Regions from separate parts of the Homo sapiens genome. Here region 1 is linked to region 2. A link is a contact called in ENCODE Hi-C or POLR2A ChIA-PET data. All regions are on one chromosome and are shown on one strand. The core of a region is the stretch at or near the end of the contact, and the rest is flanking DNA. Distances in the headings are between cores, read along the strand shown.

Evidence for each region. A loop is a pair of places that touch in the nucleus more often than their neighbours do. ChIA-PET counts read pairs that join two places held with the same protein, here RNA polymerase II (POLR2A). Pooled maps may share reads with other maps.
Region 1: a pooled map shows a loop between it and region 2 (2.4-fold over the local background). The contact joins two enhancer-like sites. A Hi-C loop is called at or near these places in 1 of 50 pooled maps. POLR2A ChIA-PET finds 5 or more read pairs at or near these places in 2 of 52 experiments (activated T-cell and activated naive CD8-positive, alpha-beta T cell).

Annotation. Positions count from the first base shown.
Region 1 is chr2:151,728,679-151,732,382 of GRCh38, forward strand. It overlaps NEB (nebulin), which reads right to left. Exons shown (of 182, transcript NM_001164508.2): 4 at 937-978. Among named protein-coding and RNA genes, the nearest start is that of NEB, 3.9 kb to the right of the region's middle. Within about 2 kb of position 1,718, at least 2 of the 41 ENCODE cell types and tissues checked have a DNase peak (open chromatin) inside an H3K27ac peak, as active enhancers do.
Region 2 is chr2:151,839,226-151,842,866 of GRCh38, forward strand. It overlaps CACNB4 (calcium voltage-gated channel auxiliary subunit beta 4), which reads right to left. Exons shown (of 14, transcript NM_000726.5): 13 at 2,678-2,863; 14 at 1-154. Among named protein-coding and RNA genes, the nearest start is that of ARL5A, 13 kb to the left of the region's middle. Within about 2 kb of position 1,251, at least 3 of the 41 ENCODE cell types and tissues checked have a DNase peak (open chromatin) inside an H3K27ac peak, as active enhancers do.

The sequences.
Region 1 (3,704 bases), core at 468-2,967, 110 kb before region 2:
TTAAAAATAATGCATGTAAGAAAAAAAGATAAGCAGCCAACTCTTCAATCCATTTCACAGTATCCTTCCCTTCACAGCTAATATCATCTGTACCAAAGAATTCTAGCATCAATTATGAAAAGAGAACCTAGTAAGGAAATTGTACATTTACAAAAACCCCCTCTAGTGTTGTCACATCATTGCTAATAGGTTGTTTTCTGCCCATGATTACCTAGGCATGGTTGACTGTGAGAGACTAACCAAATTACAGCATCTACAGATACTAGTTTTTATGCAGTCACAGGCTCTCTGAACAAGCTTCAGGATTAACCATCCATATCACTGTTTGTCATGCTCAAAGAGAAACAGCTGCATGCAGAAAATAAAGCATGAGAGAGGTATTTCACCTTGAAAAAAAAAAGAGCTTGAACGTGGAATATTTATGGTAATAGGTTATTTAGAATTGCTAATGTGCTAAAATCTGAGTAGCATTTCAATGCATCATCAGGGACGAAGCCCTGGAGACACCATCCCTGGTGGCAGAGATGGTGTCCTACAAGTTATAACTCCACACAGTAAAACTGCTTGTCCCTATGCCAATCACAAAGCCAAGGCTCCTTGGCTTGTTGTCACCATCCCTCCTGCTGCTGTTGGAGAATGGTGATAGCCACTGACATTATTCTAATTAGCTTCATCTACACAAAAATATCACACAGAAGAAATAGGGGGAACCACCCCCTGCCATCTTGCGTTTTTTGAATAGGAAAAAAAGGTGAAATAATCCATCAAACAGGTAATGTTTGTGCTTTCACACCAGCTTCTGGGCACAGGTAGGTGAGTGATCCTCTGTCAGATAATCCCTTTTGCCATCTTTGTGGCCCTGGGAGTCTAAGAAAGGAGAAAGCTCTTCCTGCTTTAATGAGAATGCAGTTTATGCAGCTGTGGGCTGGGCCTTACCTCTCCCGGCACCTCTTCGTAAACCACTTCTTCTGTGTAGTACTGTAAATAGAGCACAAAGGCATTGGCAAGAGAACCAAAGCAGAAACCACCTCTCCTCTGCCTCAGCTGAACCACTTAGGTGACTGCACTAGCTCGGTTGATTTGGAATGTCTGTGGGAAAGGGGTAGGTGAGGGAGCCTGTTCATATTTTGGAACCCATCTTCACTTTGTAATACTTCAGGAAAGCTAAAGTGAATGCCATCCAAATGGACAAAGAGATGCAGAGGGCTGAGAAAAATGTATGAGGCTGTTTTTTAATCAAGAGAAGCTATTTTACTTTACTGGGACATGGAAATTTTTTTCTTATGGTCCCCAAGATAGAATTTGCTGAGAAGAGAATACAATAAGAAGATCCTGAGTGTGTGGGTTGGGCAGAGAGGAACTGTGATAAAACTCACTGTTTGCAAACTAACAATAAACTAAAACAGAAACTCGAGTGTGAATACATTTTTAAATGGATTGCATCATGGAAATAATAAGATCCCAAGGTATATCCACATCTCAATTATTCCTATACCCTCCTGATTAGTAAGTAATAAGTTTCTTCTGGAGTGATGGGTGAGTCCCTTTCAATAGTGTGATTGTCCTAAACAGAGTGGTGCTAATATGAAAACTGGTAAATGCCAAGTAATGAAGGGGAAAATGAGAAGATTCTTCATCACAAAGTGTGGGAAAGGTAGGCTGCAATTTGCCATAGTGGCTCTGAGGTCATCATGGCCTGCATGATGGATCTGCAGCCTGGATCTGAAACCAAGTCTACTTTTGTTCTACTTCTGACATCACCAGCAATAAATAGATGCAGAAAGGAACTGGTTGACACTTGGTTTCAGATGTGTAAGGAGAGAGGAATCCTGTCCTTAGCCTCACCCTGCTCTGTAGGGTGAACAGAAGGAGAGGCTCGTTTAGGCCAAGCACATGAGGAAAGGGATAAAGATGAAACACTTGGCTCATTTCTTAGTGAAAAAAAAAAAAAAAAAAAAAGGATGTAAAACACTTTATGCTTCCTTTTTCTTATCTTTAACACCAAAACATACAGCACTCAAGGGAAGGGAAAACATTAAGATGCAAAATTTCCCTCAATGGCCTGCATTCTTTTCAGTGAAGTGTCATCAAATTACTTAACCATTGTCAGTAGGCCGCCTGTGCTATTTCACCTGCGTTAACAATCGTCTAGAACTTGCCTAATGTTCCTCATTCTTGTGCTTTCTTTACTCTTGAGCTATTGTTTTAATTTAAAATCTAATTCTGCCTGTATGTCGTTACACATAGCAACAAAAATCACAAGCACTGACAGGACAGAGATTTGCTTTTTTACAGTTGTGACTTTTCAGCACATGAGAAATATCATTTGGACACTAGAAAATATTGTTTGATGCTGACGCCACATAGAGTCATTCCTCCAGTCACACAAAACATCAGTGGCTTCAGAAGAAATATTAAAATAAAATGGAAGATTCACAACTATTTTGGATTTTCTCAGCATCCAAGTTTAAAAGCAGCTCCTTGGAAACCATTCAATTTTACCTTTGCTGGGCTCTCACCATTGGTAAATCCATCTTAGAAATACGCTTATAAAAGAGGCAACATTATTTAAATGGTTGGCATTAACTTGTATGCCAAATCTCACTCTTTTTTTAGAGCTGTGCCACTAATTAGATAGTGCATCCTTGCTTCTCTCTCTTTCTTTTCAAGTTTAAGTTAGAGTAGAGAGAACAGTAAAACTTTATTTCAGATGTCCAAGATCCCAAGGAGATATATTTTTAAAGCCAGTTCTTCTCTGTTTTCTGCATATTTTTAAAGCTAGTTCCTCTCTGTTTTCTAAAATCTTCCCTGGCCATTTTTTCGAATGCACCACCCTCTTATGCTCATGATCTTTTTTGAGGTCAAAGAGATCTCAGTTCAATACTTTCTGGCAGGCAGTCTATTCGTTTATCACCTGCTGGTCAGACACAGATGCTGTAATGGGAACAAAATGGTAGGGATGGGATGTCTAAAAATAGCCACCTCCTTTTTTATGACATCTAGTTGAATCAATCAAGTCTAGCACTAAGGACAATTTCCAGTGGCAAAGGTACACAATTATTTTAAGAAAGACAAGGGATATTTAAGTTGGAGAGTAAAAACTGTTACTGGCATTATTATCATAGGGAAGACAATTTAATTTATAATTGTATTAGTGTTTGACAGTGATATTTCTGACCCTTAGGTACATAAGTAAAATGCACACTAGTGATAATATCAGCATGAAAGATGTGGTATCAGCATTTAAGCCAGAGAGGCTGAGTGTTACATTGTACGAGATTCATTCTATTTTTTCCCTCATATCCTTCAGTAATAAAAGCTATTTTATTTGTAGAATAAATAAAATTTTCTTCATCTAAATATAGACTGGTCACTAAAATAATTTTCCAAAGAGAAATTTTGGCACTGCCACCTAAAATTTGGTTCTGGGTAGCTCTTACAGTTAATTTCAGTCTTATTAAAAAGCACAGATTTTCAAAACTGCCTCCAAGTGCCTTAGGCATTTGGAGATTTTCATGTGTTTAGATCATCATCATTAATTGGTAATTATTAAGCACATTCAGATTCATGGCACTGTATTTATGTGCATTATAGTTCCAAGCCTTTAGATTTTATTTCTAGAATGTGAAGCTAAAGGCAAGAGCCGGTGAGGAAAAACCGTAAGATGATAAAAACAAAAGGATGTAAAATAAATATAAAATAAA
Region 2 (3,641 bases), core at 1-2,500:
GGTAATGATCTCGGCTATGCTGAGAACTGGAAGACAAGCGGTTCCTACTCTTCCGAGCCCTTTCATTGTGATAATTTTCATCAGAGGTCATTAGACTTCGTCTTTCAATTGGAGAGTTCTCTGTGGAGTGGTTGCTGTGCCTCATTCGCTGACTCTAAAAATATCAGATAGTTCATTGATTAAATAATGTCAGCTTCATTCATCTAAACATGTAAATGTATGTAAAATCATAGGATCTGTACAATAAGATGCTAAATATCTGACTTAATAAGGCATCCTGATGCACCAATGATCTGCTTAGAATATCTGGTCTTATTTATTTGGGACACAACATGAAAAGATGCCAGAGTGTTGATAGTTTATGAGTTTAATTCCACAGTGCTGAATGACTATGCTTCCTATTACAAATGTAGAATTGAAAGCTAACTGTTAAATGGAACTTAATATATTTAGGAAGTTCTAATAATTCCATTTCTATTGCAAAAATGAAAATTATTTTACTATTGGGAAATAAAGTTCAGAATAGCATTTATTATTTCTCTCTTGAATTGATATAATCTTTCTCCTTCTAAAGTAACACACCTCACCTTGATCTAACTGAATATTCCTTATACCTTTTAAAAACATTTTAATAAAATTATTATTTGTGCTGTTCATAAAATAAAGTGTTTCTGCATCCTACATAAATGTAATAATCTTTCCAAGGGTGTATACAATAATTATGAAGCCAGCTAATTGATACATTTATAAATCTTGCTTCCTCAACTAAAATGTCCTGCAAAATAATCTTCCAATATAAACGAAATTCCTCTAATACCATTAATTGAAATTAGCATCTTAAGATACTTATTTGAAGGCTCAGAAAATGTTATTCAACATTTTTCTCCACTATGAGAAAACATTTATCTACTTGTGTCTACTGGTTTAGGTAGGTCACATCAGTTAAGGCACAGGATCCTGCTGAAACCATGGGCCCAGACACATCTCATCTAAAGTACACTCAGATTCAGGCAGAAGGAAATTCATTTGACAGGTCACAGACTGTGCCTTTAACCTCAGGTGCCTCACAATGAAGTGTCAATTGTTACTGGGAGAAGAAATAGGCCACAGAATAAAGGGCAACACATTAACTCATTAGTGAAACAGGGAGAACCACTCTAGGTGGATGTCTTAGCAGTGATGAGTCAAGATTGTTGTATTCAATATAAAAGTGCAACATTGCATTTCTACGTACATTACAGAAGTGTATTGCTTCATGCATCTATTTCTCATTCTGTAATGTACAATTCAGAGCCAATCCACACTAGTCAATAGTAATGTACACTCAGATCAGCCCATGGGAAGTGAAACAAGGCATGAAATAGTCCTAATGCATGCGTATGTGCTGTACATTACCACAGTACATTTTTCATGTTCATTTCTAGTTTCAAAAGCTATTCATTTGCATGACAGTTTTTCTGCTTACAAAGATGCAATTTTGTAACAGAGTAATACAGCTATAATAGCATTTCAGAGAGTGCCATTTATCTCAGAGTTAACTCTGTATGATCGACAATTAAGACTATCATTATAATCCATTAAAACAAAACTCATCATGATACAAGAGGGCTCAATTGACTACATGTTCCTCAGTTTGCTGCGGGTTTGGCCACATTCCAGCAGCTACTTGATGAATGGTAAATAATAATTGATGTAGAAAGGCAGGCTCATTTTGTACCATAAGGTCTCTGGTTCCCTATCTCTACCTCTGAGTGCAATACCAGAACAGCAGAAGGGAGAACCTCTTGATCCTGTGTTCGTCACCAGCTTCCCTAAAGGACACGTGCCACAGCCACTTACAAAGGTGGGCACCTGCACAGCCCCAAGAAAACTCAGGGATCAGTTACTGTTTCTGAACAGAGCAGCTCTACTTATATCCACATTGTCTTGTGCAAGGTAGAGAGCAGGCCTAGCAACCTGGGTGCGGCAGGATTAATTAAGGGCAGCTGAAAGGCCTATCTGCACCTATATATCTTACTTAGCTATTGTGTAATCCTTAAGAAGTGGCATTAAGAAGTAATGGAGGGGCCAGGAGTGGTGGCTCATGATGGTAATTTCAACATTTTGGGAGGCCAAGGCAGGAAGATTGCTTGAAGCCAGGAGTTTGAGATCATCCTGGGCAACAAAGTGAGACACTGACACTGTCTCTACAATTTTTTTTTTTTAATTATCCATGTGTGTGGTATGTGCCTGTAGTCCCAGCTATTTGGGAGGCTGAGGCAGCAGGACTGCATAAGCCCATGAGTCCAGGAATTTGAGGCTGTAGTGAGCTATGATCATATCACTGCATTCCAGCCTGAACAACAGAGTGAGACTATGTCTCTAAAAAAAAGTAATGGGCAGGTGCATTGAGTAGGCATTACGTTTGCCAGCAGAGTTTAGACATAGGAGGAGTTAATTTACCTAAGTAAAATCCACTGTAAATTCACAGACAGCATAATTCTCAGGAAATTGTCAGTCTCTGGGTAGTTTTCTCTAGGATAGATCATAATTAGATAATATTTAAGATTTTTAAATATAATGTGCACATAGTGTTCCCTCTTCAGATTAAGGATGACTCCAGTCTCCATCCTAATCAAGTTCCCATAGAATTTTACATGTAAGGTTGTAAAAAGCATGAGTGAAAAAGTGACAATACCTGTAACCCAGAAATTGCTGTGGGATATGGTGAGAGTGCCGTGGAGCCCAAATTCCTTCCCAGCAGCGGGGTCATGGGTGTGCTACTGGTTGTGTGGGTGGCACGCCAGTACGCCTCCAGGTACTCCCCTAGATGTTCACATGCATCCTCAAGCTGATTTTCATCCAATATAACATCAAACATTTCCTGTAGATGACAAGAAAATCCACTTTACTTCCATTTTAGGTTTTAGGCAATGAAACCTAAAATTCCACTTAACACAGATAATAGCATTTTTAATAGCTATTAGCTAAAATCAAATTTGAGGTGCTATATGGGCAGTTTCTAAAGTTAGGGTCAAGTGAAGAGTTACACAGTTATCCATGAACGAATGTAGACATTAATATAAAAATGAAAGTGTTCATTCAATATTTGGATCTTTTTTTTTTTTTTTTTTTTTTTTTTTTAAGACGGAGTCTCATTCTGTTGCCCAGGCTGAAATGCAATGGCACGATCTCGGCTCAATGCAACCTCTGTCCACTGAGTTCAAGCAATTCTCCTGCCTCAGCCTCCCAAGTAGCTGGGATTACAGGCGCCTGCCACTGCGTCCAGCTAATTTTTTTGTATTTTTTTTAGAAGAGATGGGGTTTCACCATCTTGGCCAGGCTGGTCTTGAACTCTTGACCTAGTGATCCACCTGCCTTGGCTCCCAAAGTGCTGGGATTACAGGCATGAGCCACAGCGCCCAGCCGGATTTTTCATTATTTAGAAAGAAAAAGATGAAGTAAGTGTAAATGTGTTACAGGTAAAATATGACAAAAACCCACGTGTATTCACATCTTTAGCCATGTATTCCTATAGAGCTGCACTCTACACACTTTGGAATATGAGAGAAGCAAGTTTGTGGCACTGAGAAGGGAGTTCTAGACATGTTTTGGGCAATGACCACATCAATGGAATAAACATTTTTTCTCCTAAGGTAACT